Regions from separate parts of the Homo sapiens genome. Here region 2 is linked to region 1. A link is an interaction called in ENCODE POLR2A ChIA-PET data of the cell type or tissue named here. Cell type or tissue: A673. All regions are shown on one strand. Links, peaks and the distances in the headings refer to the core of each region. The heading gives the core; the rest is flanking DNA.

Region 1 (10,005 bases), core at 1,280-9,279:
ATATATAAAAATATATATAAATATATATAAAAATATATAAATATATATAAAAATATATAAAAATATATAAATATATATAAAAATATATAAATATATATAAATATATATAAAAATATATAAATATATATAAATATATATAAAATATATAAATATATATAAAATATATATAAATATATATAAATATATATAAAAATATAAATATATATAAAAATATAAATATATATAAATATATATAAAAATATAAATATATATAAATATATATAAATATATAAATATATATAAATATATATAAATATATAAATATATATAAATATATATAAATATATATAAATATATAAATATATAAAAATATATATAAATATATAAATATATATAAATATATAAATATATAAAAATATATATAAATATATAAATATATATAAATATATATAAATATATATATAAATATATATAAATATATATATATATAAATATATATAAATATATATATAAATATATATAAATATATATATATATATATAAATATATATAAATATATATAAATATATATATAAATATATATAAATATATATAAATATATATATAAATATATATAAATATATATATAAATATATATAAATATATATATAAATATATATAAATATATATATAAATGCAAACATGGCATCACAATGTGTGATTTATGATACAAAAATAAACAGACACACATTCTTCGACAGAAATTATGGGAGTCCAAAATTCTAAAATTGCATAAACTTTCTGGAGTTCAAGTTTGCAATATTGTTAACGACTTAAATTATTCATATCCTTTGATCCATAAATTCTTCTTCTAAGAAACAATATAAATGTATTTCAAGAACATGGATGTGATTTTAAATTAATTTTTAAAATTTCATTTTTTCTGTGATTTTACTTCCAATATTTTAAATCAATTATTTTCTAATTAATAAAATATATTTTTATTAAAGGAGGATATGATAGAGGATGATCTATATTGAATCCACAGCCTGTCCCACTCTATAATCTTAGTACTGGTGTCATCAAAATGAAAGTAAAGATAGGAGGGCTAAGAGGTCATTGAAATTCTAAATTTTAGTTTCAGTTATCAACAACGGGAAAAGTAAAAAACCAAATAGGAAAAAAAAAAATTACAGGGAGTCGGAAATTGTATTTCACTTTGGGGTCAAAAAGAAGAGATCCAAATTCCCTTTGAGGAACCCACATCTCAAGACACCCGATGTTAAAGGTGACAGGTGGGAAGAAAATTCAAGGACTACACAACTGAGATGTGCAGCAGGTATGAGGTTTGAGGGTGATCATGGGGACTTCTTCTTAGTGTTTGATCACCATGTGTGAAGTTTTTTGCTTGATTTGCTTGATACTGTTAACACTAATTTAGCCTAGAGATTTTGTCTTCTTAAGTATTATAGGTTCTTAATAATTTGGGGTTCTTAAACATTTTGGGTAGGGAGATTTTTCTTAACACCACTCTTCTTCATTTAGACTGATTAGGGATTATCTTTTAGAAGGATTAAAAAAAAAAAAAAAACGAATGTGACCAAGATAGAGGTAGGAATAAATTCTCTACTAGATAGATATTTAGAATGTATTTATAGAATGAAAGGAGAGAGAACAAAATGTTTTGTAGGTTTTGATGAATTCAGTTAATTTATCAGTATGAAAAAAATGTGGGAAGCTATAATAGCCTTTGAACCATCCTGCTGCAGACCCTGAACGTGAGAAAATTCATTGCAGATGGATGAAGAATTCTGTGGGTCAATGTCAACTGCTAACCATATAAGAAAACTCATTTAAAATTTACCCCTACTTCTACCTTCCATTACTAAATTTGCTCCTCCTGTGACATATTTTTTTATAGTGTTAGCTGAAAAACAATATTCCAGCTGAAGTGTAATTTTAATCATCTCTTGAGTGGTTGAAATGCCATAAAGCATTGTTAATAATAAAATGACAACCTTTTGCCAGCTGAGCATTTGCACATTGCCTGGAGGATATGGAGAGAGAGAGACCTGGAAGCTGAAGGAACAGGTATTTATACCTGACTGATTATATCTCAGTCTATTTTAAATTGCAGTTTATAATATTAGAAAAATATACAGAATAATGTCAAAATCAAGTCAGGTCATTGAATTGAAGAAAAGAAATTGACAGTACTCATTTAGAAAACACAATAACTATTGGCCAGGTGACTTCATTATATTGCCCATAGATTTGATATTATCAATATTGATTGAATCAAGCTAACCCAAAATGGAATTTTATTTTAAATTCTTTGTGATTGAAACAATTTGTGGAGAAATATGTGACTGGTTAAGTCAATATCCAGTGAATGCTACATGCAGATAATTCCTACAACTCTATATATTTACACTAGCATTATTAGTATAAAAAATTCACTTACGTATTTCTGTTCTTCTAAGATTTAAAGATACAAATAGAAATGTAAACTAGGCCAGTAGTTTTTTATCTTTCACATTTTACTTCTTTCAAATAGTCTGTCAAATAATCAAGTTGCCAAATTCTTACAAGCAAAATAAACAATTGTTCAAATACATTTAGGCTTACTATAAATTTATTTTCATATCAATACTTATTAATAAGAATTAATACTTATGTTTACTGTCAATTTATTTTCACATTAATACTTACAGGAAGTTTGAGAAGTTAACTTTATTTGTTAACTGGCAAAGATCTATATTACAATTTTATGGAAAAATTATCAGATGTAGAATACAACTTATTCTTGATCCTGCCTGTAAAATTTATAATGCATTCCTAAAAATAAAAGAAACCTGAAAATAATATGATACTTTATTTTTCAAACATAAAGATATTTTAAAAGATACCTGGCCATTTTGAATATATGACAACTTAGGGGTAAAACAACAAAATACCTACTGATAGTAGTTTATTAGTATAATTACATGTAACTATTTTAAATAACATATTATATAAATAATTTTTATTTATAAATATAGCATTTGCTTTCCTTTCTAACCTTGTATTAAATCATATTATGTCGGTTTTTGACTTGTAGTATTGGCTTCAATTAATCATCACAGAGCCAATTTTTATATCATCTAACAGTTTTTCAGAGGGCATCCTCTTTACGGTTTCCTCCTGATGCTTTAATAAGAAAAATTTTCTCAAGTCATATGTATCAGTGTGAGTAATATTGGGATAGTCTCCCACCCTTAGGACTTATGACAGAATATTTGGTACATAAAAATCTATTGGTGTATTGCTTTTAAAGGTAACATTTTACAACCTTGTTTATAATAAAATAGATTTGACATTGTAAAGTGGTTGTTCTCGGGTATAACTGCTAAATACATACTAAATTATTTGCTTAATTTTATAATGTTTCCATAAACTAAATCTTATAATCAATGGTGTGCCGATAAATGCTTAAAACTAGCCCTCTGGCAGTGAAGTGGAACAAAAATTCCGATTTGTGCTATTTTCTAATTACCATGGTGTAAATATTCCTACCCTGGCCACTTTTAAGCTGCAAATGTGAAATCAGCTGTCTGGCAAATTTCCAGATATGTTGACTGAGCTTTCCAGAGCCATGGTGAACTAGCTCCAACACACCACCAAAAGACCACAAGCATCTCTCTATCTATAAATTCAATTTGCTTTCACTTTCCACTCCCAGGTATTGTCTTTTCATCCCCATTTCTTCCCTGTCTCCATCTTCACTGGCTCCTTCCCTTCAGTATAAGCTCACTTACAACAACTAAAATTCGCATTTATTCTAGCCCAGTCCCATTTTAATGAAAACAGTTTTCATAATATTGATGTTGCCAGGGCTCAATCTCATCCTAATTCCTCAATTCAGTGAAAGTTTTGTCATAATAATGTTGTTTACACTGCTCTCAGAAGGATCATTAATAAAAAAATCCATTGCTTAATCTGAACATTACTTTTTAGAATTTATTCTATTAACCTTTCTTTGCATTGACATTTCCAAAAGCAAATATAAAAAAAGTTTGATGTTAGAAGTCTGTCATTCTCCTGATCTCAATTTCCTTGTTCTCAAGGTACATCTCTAATGTCTCATTCTTGATTTCTAAACATTAACTGTTAGTGGAAGTGAGATGTAATAGCAACCAGAATATGTGGTTTCTTCTCTTTATGCATATACACTAATTATCATTCTGAAAAAGATATTTAAACTTTATGGTTCTCAAATACTCACTGTAAAATGAAGCTAATAAAACCATCTACAGTCTTCTAAAATGAAGATTAATTGCCAATTTATATTGGGAAACTCATTTAAAAATAAATAACCAGTTCTAGTCATAAAATATTCTTTATTAAATTGTTTTAGAAGCAAAAAAATTGGAAGTTGAATGTATGCACACTAATGTAAAATATACATTCAGATAAATGTTACATTTTACCCCTTGTTTTAAAGACTGAATAATTTAGTTATTTCAGAAGGTAATTTCTCTTTTTGTTATTTGAAAATATAATTAATAATCTATTGTCCCAAACCCATTTATAGTCTCTTAATCCAAAAGCCACCATAACATGAAATTATAGCCTGAAACATAAATAATAAAAGCATTGCGTTAATTCATTTATTAAGTCAATATTCATTGAGCATCTGCTAGTTGCTGAGGATATAGTGGTGAATTTCTTTGGGTTCCTGTACTCATTAAAATTATATTGTGTTCTAGACTTTTCTCATATGGTGATAAATGAACCCATAAGGATTATGTTCTAGAAGATTTATAGCATTGAAAGTAGTAATTGAAGACTGTCATTTCCTGTCTTTAAAAGAAATTAATAGAGTAATTATTTAAGTAGTTTACCTTTTAAATCGAACAAATAGAAATTCTCCAAAGCTATATGAGCATGACCCAATTTGGTAGACAGATTTGCACGATAATGTCTCAGTTTGTTCATCCTTTAGATCATGGGTCCACAACTGCCTTTCCATCAGCCAAATTCAATCCTCTCCTCGTTTGTATACATAAAGTACTATTGCAAGACAGCCATGCTCATTTATTTACGTATTGTTTATAACAGTGTTCTTACTATAGGAATAGTCGAGTAGTTTAAACAGAATCTACTAGCCTACAAAGCCTAAAATATGTACTCTCTGTCACTTTATAGAAATAGTTTGCCCACTATAGAAAAATACTTCTAACCAATCTCAAAATTTTAACAATTTTCAATCTTTATATTGTGTTCAACTTCTAAATGCTTACATTAGAAAAAAAGGAAAAGCTTTACATCAATAACATAAATTCCTACCTCAAGAAACTGGCAACATAGCAACATATATAGGGAATTAATAAGAAACAGAAATCAACAAAATTGAATATAGAAAAACAACAGTGAAAAAAATCAGTGAAACTGAAAACTGGTTCTTTGAAAAATGATCAATAAAATTTATAAACCTCTAGCAAGACTTAAAAAATAAAAAGATAGTAGAAACATATCACCGATATTAAATCAGGGATATTACTACTGACCTTGCAGTCATTAAAAAAATTGAAAGGGAAAATTATAAAAGAACTTTATGCTTATAAATTCAACAACTTAGAAGAAATAACCTAATTCCTCCTAAACCAATAAATATCAAAATTGAAGCAAATGAAATAGACAATCTGAATAGTCCTAAAACCATTAATGAAAATGAATTTATAACTTAAAAACTCTCAAAAAAGTAATATTCAGGCCAAGATGATTTCACTAAAGAATTCTACTAAAAACTTAAAAAGAATTAACATCAATATTATACAACATCTTTCAAAAAAACAGAAGAGACTGGAATACCTACCAACTCATTTTATGAGTCCACAATTACCCTGAGAACAAAACCAGCCAGAAACAGTACAAGAAGGAAGGAAGGAAGGAAGGAAGGAAGGAAGGAAGGAAGGAAGGAGGGAAGGAAGGAAGGAAGAAAGGAAGGAAGGAAGGAAGGAAGATCATCTCTTATGAGCTCAAAAACCCCGATAAGAATACATTAGTCTACTAAATACAGCAATGTATAAACAAATAATTAAATACCATTGCAAAGAAGGACTTATTTCAAGCATGCTAAGCTGACTTAACATTTGAAAATCAATAAATGTAATCCACAATACAAACATGCTAAAGAAGAAAAGCATTTTGGCAAGATCTGCCACTCAGTAAGATAAAAACTCTCAGCAAGTTAAGAGTTGAGAGGAATTATCTCAACTTGATGAAGAACATCTATAAAAAACCTAAAAAGCTAACATCATACTCAATGGTGAAAAAATAAAAACTTTCCTTCTAAAATTGGAAACTAGACAAGTATGTGTGTGTTCACTCTCTTACTCACCACAGTACTGGAAGTTCTAGCTGTTACAATAAGCAAGAAAAAGACGTAAATGACATAGAGATTGCAAAGGAATAAATAAAACTCTTTCTCTCTCTCGTTACAGATATCCATTATTATTTATGAAGAAAATCCCAAGAAATTCACAAAAGAAAAATAAACTCTCCTAGAACTAAGTGAGCTCATCAGAGTCACAGGATACAGATGGGCACACAAAAATCAATCACAATTGCATTTTTCTATATATTTATGTGTCATGTGATGTCAGGGATATGTTCTGAGACATGCGTTTTGCTGTCATGTGACCATAGAGTATACTTACACAAACCTAGATAGTATGGCCTACTACATATCTAGGCAATACGATATAGCCTCCTGCTCCTAGGCAACAAACCCATGCAGTTTGTTACTGTACTGAGTATTGTAGGCATAATGCTAAGCATTTGTGTATCTAAACATAGAAAAGGTACAGTAAAAATATGGTATAAAAATTTTGAAAAATGATATATCTGTATGGGGCACTGACCACGAATGACCTGGTAAGTGAATGTGAAAACTGGGAAATTACTGTACGCTGTTGTAGATTTTATAAACTCTACATTTAGGCTACACTAAATTTAGAAAACAAATATTTAATACAAAATTAACCTTAGCTTACTGTAACATTTTTACTTTACAACTTTATAAATTTTAAATTTTTAACTTTTTTACTCTCTTATAATATCAGTTAAAACAAGCACATTGTTCAGCTGTACAAAATATTTTCTTTCTTTATATCCTTATTCTATAAGCTATTTTCTTTTTTTTACTTCTTAAACATTTTTGTTAAAAACTGAGACACAAACAGAAACACTGTATACTTAGGGTCAGGATCATCAATAGCACTGACTTGGACCTTTACATTTTGTCCCACAGGAAGGTCTTCGTGGACAATATGTCCATGCAGCTGTGTCATCTCCTATAATAACACCACCTCCTGCTGGAATACCTCCTGAAGAACCTGCTTGAGGCTGTTTAAAATGGTTAACTTTTTTTATTTTTAATATATATGTAGAAGCAGACTCTAAAATAATGACAAAAGTATGGTGTAGTAAATGCATAAACCAGAAACATGGTCATTTATTATCAGTATTAAGTATTATGTACTGTATAAAATTGTACTGCTATACTTTTATACTACTACTAACACAGTAGGTTTGTTTACACCAGCATCACCACAAACACATAAGTAATGCATTGGGCTAGGACATTAAGATAGCTTGTCACCTATTCTATCAATATGTGATAAAAATTTTTCAGTTCCATTTTAATCTTATGGAACCACTGCTGTCTATGCGGCCTGTCGTTGACCCAAATGTCATTATGTAGTGCATAACTGTACTAATACTAAGAAAAACTGAGTGTTTGTATTTTAGAGTTAAGCACTGATACGTTTACAAATAAAATAATATCTGACGTTTGTTTCAAAGGAATCTGGATAAGAGGATATGGTAAGAACATATATGAAGTAAGATTGACCATGGGTTAATAATGTTTGAAGCTAAGTGGTAAATAATCTTTGTCCCAACCTTTGTGCATAGTGGTTCTCAAAGATGATCCCTGCACTGGCAGCAACAGGATCATTTGAGATCTTGTTTGAAAAGCAAACTCTGAGGAAACCACATATTTTGTAACCAAAACTCTGCACATGAGGCCCATTAGCCTGTGGTTTCACAAGCCCTTTAGGTAATTTTGATCCAAGCTAATGTTTCTGAATCACTGCTCCAGTATAAATAACATAGAATATTGCATGTATTTGTAGAGACATGACATTTGTATATTTTTAAGTTATCCATAATACAACGAAAAATAATGAAAACACCCAGGACAAATGTTTCACTGGAAAAATTTGAATAAAGTTTGCAGACATAATTCTAATCTTAAACACTTCCAAAAGACAGAAAAGGATCTATTCCCCAACCCAGTCTGAGAGTAGAAAATCTTAGCCCTGGAAGTGAACAAAGAGTATGAAAGAACTATTAAAGCCAGTCTCACTTATGAACAAAAGATCCAGTAATCTTAAGAAGTTAAGTAAATCTAGCATTATGTAAAAATAATAAAAATACATCAGAACGAAGTTGTATTTATCCTAGAAAATGAAAGTTGATTTAACATTAGAAACACTTTAAAAAGCAGGGAGGATTAAAGGAGTTTGTTTATTCTTAATATATTCTGTTTGTTTATTTCAGTGTTTTTATATGAGTATCCTTAAATTTTTAAACTGTGTTAAGATGCATGCTTATACTTGTTTTACTTTTCTGACTGGAAGATAAACCTAAATAAAGGTTGTGAAAAAGATCTTTAAATATTACATTTATTCTTGAAATTCTTGTTAACTTTTATAATTGATAGTTGATAAACAATTAGGAAGCATAAGGCACAATTCTAATAATTCTGCAACTTCCCCCTAGATATTCTTGAAATGCTTATATCCATTGGAATCTGACATTTAAAAAGTTCAAGATTTTCAATAATTTAATACACAAACGCTTAAAAGAGTAAATATAGTTGTGATTAAGAGAAGTTTGGCATTTAAAAATCATAGCAAACTGAAACTTTTCATCTTTTCATTTGTAACACAAAATATTAACTTAAATGATTTGATTTTTCTTTTTCTTTTTCTTTTTTCTTTCTTTCTTTTTTTTCTTTTTCTTTTTTTCTTTTTTTTTCTGGGATTACAGGCACATGCCATCACGCCTAGCTAATTTTTGTATTTTTAGTACAGACGGGATTTCACCATGTTGGCCGGGATGGTCTCGATCTCCTAACTCGTGATCCTCCCGCCCCCGCCGGCCTTGCCTGGGTTTACAGGCGTGAGCCATCTTGCCCGGCTGGTTTGATTTTTCAATAAAAATGCAATAATTATAAATAAGGAATAAAAAGAGTGTCTGTATTATAAAATATAATAACTTTTATTTTGCCTTTCGATATCCCTTTGGTTTCAAAACCAAATGTAATATAAACTGTCAATTTAAAATTGATTTATTAACAAATTATTATTTCCTTATGTAAACATTTAATTATTACACATCTCTGTTATTAAATGGAAAAAGTTGAAGATTGTATGAATATTATAGTTTATGCATGTTATACAATTAAATACATTATATATAGTTTAATAAAATGGTAACCCCAAATTTTAGAAATATATTCAAAATATTATATTTATAATATACTACATGAAAATCAAATTATTTTAACATTATTTAGGGGATTGGTGGATTACATATTGCTATAGTCAATGTTAGAATGCCAAAAAATTTGGAAATCCTGATGTCTATAGGTACATATTATTGCCTCACAAATTGGATTCTTAGGTATTTTTCAGAAATATAGGGTATTTGCAATTGCAAAAAAAAGAGATATTTTTAATTTGAATGTATTCTGGGAATTTCTTCCATTGCATCTATTATTGGTATTTTTAAAAAGAGGAAAATAAATCAGCCTATAGAGATACTCAGTCAATATATTTAAATTTTAGAATAATTTCATGGGCATAATACACAGCTTTGATTCTACTTTGATAAAATATTTGTATGATGGAAAAATTTTAAGATTGTAATGTTCAAAATAAATGTAACAATGGCTAGTAATAGGATAACACAACCTCTAGTAAATTTATTCATTAT
Region 2 (10,005 bases), core at 1,014-9,013, 590 kb after region 1:
TGCACAGCTAAGTATAGCATAAGAAGAGAAAAAGCCCATACGGTATTCACAACTGTAATAGATATCCTTTCTTTGATTCCAGAACAGCACTATTAGATAGAAAAAGGTGTTACTATTCCTGCTTTATAGACAGTAAATCAAGGTTGAGCAAGGTAAAGCAATTTACCCAACTAGCAGAAAATGTACTTTTTACCTTAAATCCATTGTTTATTTATTCCATTATGACAAATATTATTTGTTTGGATGATTTATTTGGAGTTGGGCTAAGGAGAAATATAACTGATGCTGATTTGAGGTAAGAGTGTTACCAGTTATCCAAATAGATGAGATAATATCTCAGTGAACATCGAAAAGCCTCTAAAGGACATGGGTTTTATACCAGCTAACCATTTTGAGAATTTGATTCATCTTGCTTGATATCCTTAATTATCTTTTCAAATGTTTTCAAAATATTCAATGTCCCTGGGTTATGCTGGATACAATTTGCTAAATGTATCTTTCAAGCTTCATAGATTAGAATGATGACTTAGTTATTTGCAGACTCACTCCCTAAGTATTTCCACAATTTTGAAACTGCGACTTCAGGGAAGGATGTCTGTTTAGTAGTAATCAACTCTAAAAATAAAGAGCACAGAATTCTCTTTCCAAAACATTGAATTGCAAAATTAGGCTTTTGACGAAGACCCTGCAGCGGCAGGTGAATCATCAAATGGAGAAGGTTTACTTGACTTCTCAAGAGAATTTTAAAAAGAGTATAAAAACAAAGTGGAAAAAAGAAAGAAAGAAAGAAAAAGAATGGCCGGAGGATTGTCTATTCTGGAGTTAGGCTAAGGAGAAATATAACTGATGCTGATTTGAGATAAGAGAGAATTACCAGAAAGTAGCTGACCAGTGGGACATTATTGACAGCGAGAAGAGATCCACTTCCCCTGGGTATCTGTGGATAGGCTAAGGATCAGTTCTGGGAGAATCAATGCAAAGAGGCAAAAGGGATGCTAAAATTACTGATGAGCAAGACAGAGACTGGGCCAGGATCATGGGAAATACCTAAAAGGGGAAAGTGATGAGCCGGGAAGTGCACGCTGCCACCGAGGAGCCATCTGAGATGTAAAATTGTAGAAACAGAGCACTTGAAGCATCCTTTTAACTTCTGGTCAGAGATTTGTGGCAAAGTTGTCAAATCCTAAAACTGCCTTATCTCAAAGGTGAGGGGAAACCTCTGGTTCCTGAAGTGACAGTGAGGGAAGGAGAAGGAATAGGAACTGAAACAGGGGAATCAAAAAAAGAAGACGAAGAACCAAAAAGGATTAAAGAATAAAGTCCAGCAAATGCCCCATCATGAAAAGTCAAAGGCAAGATGGACAAAATCAACCTGGTGAATGAAACAGCACATATGGACAACTGTTTTCCTTTTCTCTGCTTTTTTTCTATCTCTGTGTGTGCCTAGGCCACCTGGGCTTTATAAAACACGTGTGTGTGTGTGTGTGTGTGTGTGTGTGTGTGTGTGTGTGTGTGTGTATGTGTGTGTGTGTAACTTCATTTTTAGTCTGACATCTCACTAAACTCAATATACGGCTGGCAGCTGGAAACTAGATACGCACTCACCCAGCTTTAAGCTTGCAGACGATGCCAGTGCCCCAGAGGAGGGCAGAGCTGCCCTTCTAGCCTGGGTCCCTGGATGACCTTGGGAAGTAGAGGATGTCTACCTGTCCTATTACTGGCAGGAGATGTTTCACCATTGCCTTTGGAGTCTCTTTGCTACAACCTTTACTCTAGTTAACATGGTAACATATTTATTATTATTGTGTTTTCCCTGCATATTAGAAAACAAAACAACCTGTATCTCAGGGACTAATTGCAGAAAATAGCCACAAGGCAGAACATCATTTAATTAGAATACATGGCAGATGGTGATTTAAAATTTTTTCATTAAAACACTCAAGATGAGGCTGAAAATTTTCAGATAATAATAAAGCTGGTTGATTTCTTACATGCTATTAACTAAGGAAAACTTAAGAAAGAGATAGACAATAGGACCTATATTGATGACTGAGTTTTAAAAATCTATTACTACTCCAGCAAAAGCAACTCCAGAAAAGCATATAATTAATAGAATGTTTTAGCCTATGAGGCCGGGTGCAGTGGTTCATGCCTGTAATCCCAGCACTTTGGGAGGCCGAGGCAGGTGGAACAAGGTCAGGAGTTTGAGACCAGCCTGGCCGATATGGTAAAACCCCGTCTTTACTAAAAATACAAAAATTAGCCGGGCATAGTGGCACACACCTATAGTCCCAGCTACTCGGGAGGCTGCGGCAGGATATGGCTTGAATCTGGGAGGCAGAAGTAGCAGCGAGCCGAAATTGTGCCACTGCACTCCAGCCTGGGCAACAGAGTGAGACTCCAGCCCAAAAAAAATAATGTTTTAGCCTATGTTTGATAATCAGTTATTCTGGTGTGCATGACTGGTAGCTGTGACCATAGCCGGACAAACTTGAACAGCTAACACTAACTGAATTCTACTAAAATAATGTCCATTACAATTTGATAAGTTTAGAACAATATTTGCCAGTATTTTGCAGTGACTTGAGAAATAATAATGATAATCCTCCATATTACGTGGAAGGTCTGGTCTCCTTCTCCATATATCCTACTAAAAAGTATTAGATGGCTTACAGGATTCACAAGTGTTCCAAAAATAAGTTTCAGGTGAGCAAAAGTATTTAATCCCTCAGCCCCCAGGCCTGGTCAGGTTGGGCATGAGGTACCCCAAATCCCAGGGCTGGCCTATCACCCTTGACAGTATGCACCACAGTGATATGAACACATTTTATTTTTTTATTTCTTAATATGAACCATGATATGAAAAGGGTAGGAAGATACCGACTTAGAGTTTTCTAAACATGTCCCCCAAATTATTAAGCTTTTTTAAATAACTATTTTCATTTTCATACTTTATATCTCCACATCATCTATCATCCTCAGTAATATACAAGTGACCTTATGCCAAATGTTGTCTATTTTTGAAACAAACGAAAATACTAACTGAAAGTTATTCTTTTTCCCCCCTTGAAGTGGCCTCCTCAGCATTACTTTGATTTTCCTTCTTTTCTGCATGGGCCATAATGCAACAGAATAGATCATCCTTTTGACGAAAATTTAAAACTAAAAGCCTTTCACCACTCATTTCCCTTTCAGACAAGCTCACTGGGAACCACATAAAGGGAGATTTTTGCGTGACTCCTCCTATGGTCAGAATTCAGCCCCTTTCTTTTACAGTCTTCTTATGGTTCAAGAGTTTTTTCTAGGAGCTGTGGTTTCTGTTTCTCTCATTTGGGCATTTGTTTATCCAGTTTCTGAGGTAGGATGATGTTGTATTTCTGCTAGGCTCTTTTCCAAAGATGAATCTCCTTGGCCTGGGTTACTTTCTTTTCCCATTTATTAAAATGAACTCACGCCTCAGCCTCTAGAACGTAATTATGACAGAAACAGTTTCTAATTACAGCAGTTCACATTTATTCCAGGACGATGCCTGACTTTAACAACTTTGTTTACTCACATAAAGCAAAAGCTAAATCCTTGCTTTTAGTTGTATCATTAAAAAAATGTCACTGGTAAAATGAAGCATCTTCCTTTAATGCTCTGAAGTCTAAATTGAGAACATTTACAAAAGCCTCTGAGGGCTCCTGACCATAGGAAGGACATTACTCAGTCAACAAGGACCTATTAAATATCTGTTCTACACCAATAGTGTCTGAGAGGAAATATGAGGCAGGAAAGCATTATAAATGGGCTTTCTGCCTAACTAAGTGATTTCTCATCCACTCTAGGAGAGGGAAACAAAAAGCCACACTATTGTATTCCACTATCTGGAATCCTAGAATGTCATATCTAGAAAGGAGATCAGAAGTTGTCTAACCTACTCTTCCCATTTGTAGATTATGAAGCCCCAGTGCAAAGAGATTAAATGGTTTATTCTAGGACACCCTAGTAATAAAGTCACAAAGGTAAAATTAAAAATGAGTAGACAGAGCACAGGAGCCTGACTCAGATGCAAAAGTTTCGTAACCTGTCCCATGCTGTCTCCCTGACTCTCTTGGTCCATTTATGTAACTGTAACAGAGTAGCTGAGACTGGGTAATTTATAATGAACAGAAATTTATTTCTTACCAGTCTGGAGGCTGGGAAGTCCAAGATCATGATGTAAGCATCTGATGAGGGCTTTCGTCCTGCATCATCCCATGGCAGAAGGCAGAAAGGCCAAGAGAGGGCAAGGACAAGGGAGACAGAAAATAAAGAAGGGTCAAACTCCCCCTTTTATAACAAACCTACTTTTGCAATATCTATATTAATTCATTCACTCAGCTCTTATGGCCTAATTACCTCTCATTAGGCCCCACTTCCCAAAACAGTTGCTTTGGGGATTAAGTTTCCAACACATGATTTTGGGAAGACACATTCAAATCATAACACTGACTAAAACTAGTACAGAAAATTGTAACATGGTAACTATTTCAGTAATACTTTGGAAATACAATGCTCTAGTAATATTTCAGTAATGCAATGCAGCAGACCGTTGCCTGTTTTCATTAACTACACTAGAACAGAACAGTTTACTGTGTTCAGAATTACACATCCATAGCAAAGCTATGACCTACAAACGTTCTCAAGGTGAACGTGTCAATAACACTATATGAATTTTTGAACAATAACTAACAGAGCCTCACTGTGTATCTAGCTAGTGAGTCTTCTGCATACCAGCATCAGGTAAATTGCTTTATTCCAACTCCTCGTTAACAGTCACTAATAGCCGATACACTGATATACCACTTAGATATTTCCAATTATCTCATAGTCTATCTGTGTAATTTGATGAGCTATTATCCTCAAAGCTAGAAAAAAAGTGAAACTCTACTAGACATTTCTGAGAAAATTGCTGCCAGTAATTTGAATGTGTTGCATCGACTAAGTGAATTGAGCAAAATTTATCTTCCCTTTTACTTTTCCCTCATCTTTATTCTGCTTTTCTATCATTTCTCACCTTTCTCTCTACCTGCCCTTACCCTTAATCAATATCTACTTTGATTCATTAGAAAAGCATTATTCATTTCCACAGCATTAAATTGTCCACCTTCAGAGCATTTAATCATTACCTGTTTTTCAAAATGACTTGTGTGACCTACACCTAAACACTGCAGTGAAAAATGGTCTAGATCTTCTTTTGTGCCCCCACTCTCCCCAAACACAGGCTTATCACAGCACTGCTAACATATATTTGTATAATTTATTTAAATGATACTGCAATGGACTGTAATATCTTTGAAGGGAAAATGTCATATTCATTTTTGCATCTCAACTCCCTATCATTCCTGGCAAATATGCGTGTTTGCAAAATGAATGATAATATCACTCAATTCATCAATAACCTTTAACAACAGTGTTTACTATAATATTTGGGTTGGAAATGTGAAAGGAAGACAAAAACTGAACAGTTCCTGTGGGTAGCTAAAACAGAGGAGAAAGGGAAAAAACATTCTCCTTTGGTTCAGTAGCAGTTTTCCATGGAATAGAAAACATTGCAATCTTTACTCAGGTATTATATGTTTTTCTGGATGAAAGTCTTATTTTGGGTTGCATTATTTTCATCATTTGCAATAAATGTATGCCCTTTTAATGAGACTTTGTGTTTAATCTTATTGTTCTCTTACCATAATTATCGTATATCCGATAGAAAGAGTTTTTCCTCAGAGCAGATTAGAATCACAGGGGACAGAAAGAATATGGGTGGAAAAGAGAAGACGTTCTGCATAAGAAAGGGTACAAAGTTGCTATAGCAGTTCTTGAAAGAAACTGATAGCTACAAATTGAGAAAAGAAAGAAAGAATAAAGGAGAGAAAGGGGCCAGAAAACTCAATAGGGGTAGGGAGCAGGAGGGGTAGGGAGGAGGAGGAGGTAGGGAGCAGGAGGGGTAGGGAGGAGTAGGGGTTAGGGAGGAGGAGGGGTGGGGAGGAGGAGGAGGTAGGGAGGAGGAGGGGTAGGGAGGAGGAGGGAGGAGGTGGTGCAGCGATGGGGCATGTGCATGTCTATTGCTTCGTTTGAGGTTATTTGTCTTGTTATACTGTAAAGCTCTCCATTTCATCCAATTTCCAACACACATACACATAGTTGGGTATATTTCCCTTCATAACATCTATTTATTTATCTAAGAAATGTTTTGTGCGGATGGAGACACATTTTTTAATTGTTGCTAATTAAGTGAGGAGGAGACTAAGCTTGTCTATGTCAAGGTTTTAACGATTAAGCAAAGCTTCTAACGAAACAGGAAAAAGAAACTTAAGAAGCAGTGGAAACCATGAAATATAAGCTCTCCAGCTCTCCCTCCTCCCAGAATTCACAGAACACTAGGTATGGTTTTTTATTTACACAGGCTATGAATTGAAGTTTCAGGGTTATTTTTACCTAGGATGTAAGCGAGAAGAAAGCCTCAAGAGAAATGAATTACACATAGTTCCTAAGAACAAATTCTCTAATATGAACTGAAATACAATTATTAAAAGATGGTTCCAGAGAAACATATAGATCGATGCATAGAAATTTTACTAAACTGAACTCAGAACTCTCCTTGACTTTAGATATCCAATCTGTGTTTTCCTTACTTTTAAAGACACTTAGAAAATGTATCTAAGAAAAGTTGAAGATGTTTCTGGTTGTTTACAAGAAACTGTTTCAAGTGATGAATGACAGAGGCTAGACTTCAATCCCATTTGCGACAAGAACATTTGTTCTCTTTCTTCAGTGAGTGATTGTGAAGTGGCAGAAAGAAGTGGGAATTAAATCTCAACAAAAGTGGCTTTCTCAATTGTGTCTTATGAAGTATAGATTTCCTAGAAGTGGTTTTCATAATAGAACACAATTTTTGACTTCATGGAAATCAAAGCATCACTTTAAATCTCTCAGAACTCTATGATTCCTGTTGGATATTTCAGACCCTCAAAATTTAATCTGGAAGTTAAACATAACAATTCATAAAAGAAGTCCTTTATTGTCTGCCAAAAAAAAATTTTAACTGTCAATTTTATTATTTTAGAAACCTTCTTCATATTATAAGTGGTGATCATGGTGGCTAGTTTTAGGTGTAAGCTTAGCTAGACTATGGCACAGAGTTACCCAGCCAAACAGGAATCTAGGCATTGTTTTAAAAAGGTACTTTGTAGATGTGGCTAACATCTACAATCAGTTTAAATAAAGGAGATCATCCTCAATAATGTGGGTGAGGCTTACTCATCCAATCAGTTGAAAGTCCTTAACAGCAAAATTGAGGTTACCCTCAGGAAGAAGAAATTCAGGCTGAAGACTGCAGCATCAGCTTCTGCCTGAGAGTTTACAGTGTGCTTGCTTGCCCTACAGATTCGGACTTGCAAACCCCCACAATCACAGGAGCTAATTCCTTGAATATATTTATTTCATAAATAAATATATATGTAATCATACATATATAATCATATATTTTATATAATGTTTGTGTCCTACTAGTTCTGCTTGTCTGGAGAGCTCTGACTGATACAGTGGACAAATGCTATTGACAATAGGCTTGCATAATACTAACAAGAACAGACGTGAGAGAGATGGTTATCCTAGCAAAATAATGTAATCGTTAAGTTTTTTAGATAACAGACACATAAAAATATATTCTTGAGCTGAGAAAAATAAAAGCCAATTAAAACACGAAGTCAAGCAATATGAAAAGATGCTAAAGATAATTTGATTACTACCCAGCCTACATCTTAGGATTGTATGGAACAATAATCATCTTGGAGAAAAATATGCTACTTCATTTAGTATTAAAATACATGTCTTCCTTCCCCCCCTAAATTATAATCTCCTAGAAGGCAAAGAACACGTCTTCATTTTAGAATGCCTTACTCACAGTAAGTACACAATAAATGGTTGCTGGATTTAAAAAATGAATAAATTTGTATCCTGAGTATTAGTTACTCAACACCTATTGACTAAATGCCTCCTATGTTCCAGCACTGTGCTAAGTTTTGGGAGCACAGTGGTACACACATTAAGTCCTCCCCTCATGGAATTGTGCTGTGGCTTACCTGACCTGGTGACTGACACAGGTGCCTAGGGATGGTATTGCCCAAGTATCATTAAAAGGCTGCTGCCTTTAGCAGTTCTCTGCAAATCTGATATGCTAAGTTCAAACAGAAAATGGGTAAAGGGTGATGAAGTGATCTTTTCTTAATCAAGGCTACTGCAGAGTCCAGTGATGAGAATCAGGCAGAGCATCTCTTTTACGTATAGGTAATATAACTGCAACAATAAATAACACATTTATAGAAAAGTGAAAAAAGAGGAAAAAAAGATTATCCTGATTTATGTCAAACTCAGAAATTAGCAGTTTATTTCCCAGAACATTTAGTTTGCTTTCTTAACTATTATCTACTTAAACCATTTTGTAGAGACAATATGGAGATAAGGACATGGCCAGAGTTGTCAGACAGACCCAAGCCTAAAGCCTAGCATCACCACCAGCTATGTGACTTTGGACTAGTTGCTTCACATATCTGAACCTCAGTGTTCCCAAATATAAAATGAGAACAATAACTGACTGCCAGCCTGCGTGTGTATGTGTGTGTGATAGTGTGACAAATAAAGTACTGTGAGTAAACCTAGCAGCTCAATGCCTAGCATTTGGAAAGTTAACAATAAATGGTAATTAGATTTGATACAGTACTTCACATTTTAAAGCTACACAACCTCTGGGATGACAATTCCATTAGCAAAGTTACTGGTTCAAAGGCACTTCCCTTCTTGTGACTTTCAGAACGTGCTCAAACCATTAGTTTTTCCAAGAGAAAATCTCCAGTATGTTATGGAAACACTATAAAGAGGAATTTCCAGGAAAAATAAATAAATATAGGTACCATTAATAGATGTATATAGACTCATAAGAACCATAGACTGTTAGACCAGGAGGAAATACTGAAGATCATTTAGGTCTCATTTTATAAAATTTAGAAAAGCAAAATAACCTCTTCAAGGGCCCTAAGTAGTTAATGGTAATGTGAAGACAACCCATCAGTTTTAGAGATAGACCATAATCTACTACCTATAATTTGTCTCCATACTTTAGGATTATTATTTTCAAAGGGGTAAATGCAATTCCCAAAACAATAGCTAATTCTTAAGTTGTCTCTGTAAAAATTACAAAGACAATCCTTTTTCCTCTATGATAACTCATACTATTCACAGCCATCTGTGTACTCTGACTTTCAGAAACAGTTTCTCTCTCCAGGATGCTGCTCACTACATGAGAGGCACAGGGGATTGTAAGCGAGTGGCCAGTCCGTTTGTGGTTTACCATGTGCCAGATTCTGCCTATGCTTTCTCATTTAATCCTCACCCACAACCCTTTAAAATGCATGCTTTTATTTTCAATATTGTCCATATGGGTTAATTAAGGCTTATCGAGGTTAGGTAATTTGTTCAGGTTCACACTGCTACCAAGTAGGAAAGCAAGATTTAAAGCTATTCTGTCTGACTCCAGAGGCCACGGAGATATTGAGAGTTTCTTGACACCACAGATTGCTAAATTCTTCCCTTATATCTTATATTCTGATGTCCAGGCTTCCCTGCCTAATCCATGAAAAATTATGCTGAATGCAAGACTTGGTTCTCTAGCTGGTTGATTGGAAATTATAGTCACATAAACCAAAAGAAGAAACCAGCCCAGAGTTTTGTGGTGATACAGCTGAGTAGCGGGTATGGATCACCCCTGGGCCTTGTGCTCCTGCAGATGGATGAATCAGGAGTGCAGCCTCTCTGGGGTGTAAACAGAACCACCCAACAGGAGGGCCCAATGTCCTGTGGGACCTGAACGGAATAAAAATGTTCAAATCTGTAAGGAAATGGCATTGCCCAAGTACCTTCAAACTGCCTTTAGCAGTTCTCTGCAAATTTCGTATGCTAAGTTCCAACAGAAAATAGGCAGATGTGTGA

What was found. ChIA-PET counts read pairs that join two places held together with the same protein. Peaks named below come from ENCODE experiments on the same cell type or tissue, not always from the same donor. Only the 100,000 strongest peaks of a DNase experiment are listed, where the experiment ranks them.
Region 2: POLR2A ChIA-PET joins it to region 1 with 11 read pairs; 2 of 35 experiments call an interaction of 5 or more read pairs at or near these places.

What each region holds. Positions count from the first base shown.
Region 1 is chr1:192,002,587-192,012,591 of GRCh38, forward strand. LINC02770 (long intergenic non-protein coding RNA 2770) reads left to right here. Exons shown (of 10, transcript NR_186758.1): 10 at 7,253-8,674. Among named protein-coding and RNA genes, the nearest start is that of RGS18, 150 kb to the right of the region's middle. In A673, for the core only: no CTCF peak of the experiment used is centred there; DNase peaks (open chromatin) are centred at 3,565, 4,785, 5,895 and 6,025; H3K4me3 peaks cover 310 bases; H3K27ac peaks cover 5,934 bases.
Region 2 is chr1:192,589,432-192,599,436 of GRCh38, forward strand. LOC105371664 (a long non-coding RNA gene) reads right to left here. Exons shown (of 5, transcript XR_002958418.2): 3 at 4,168-4,226. Among named protein-coding and RNA genes, the nearest start is that of RGS1, 19 kb to the left of the region's middle. In A673, for the core only: no CTCF peak of the experiment used is centred there; no DNase peak of the experiment used is centred there.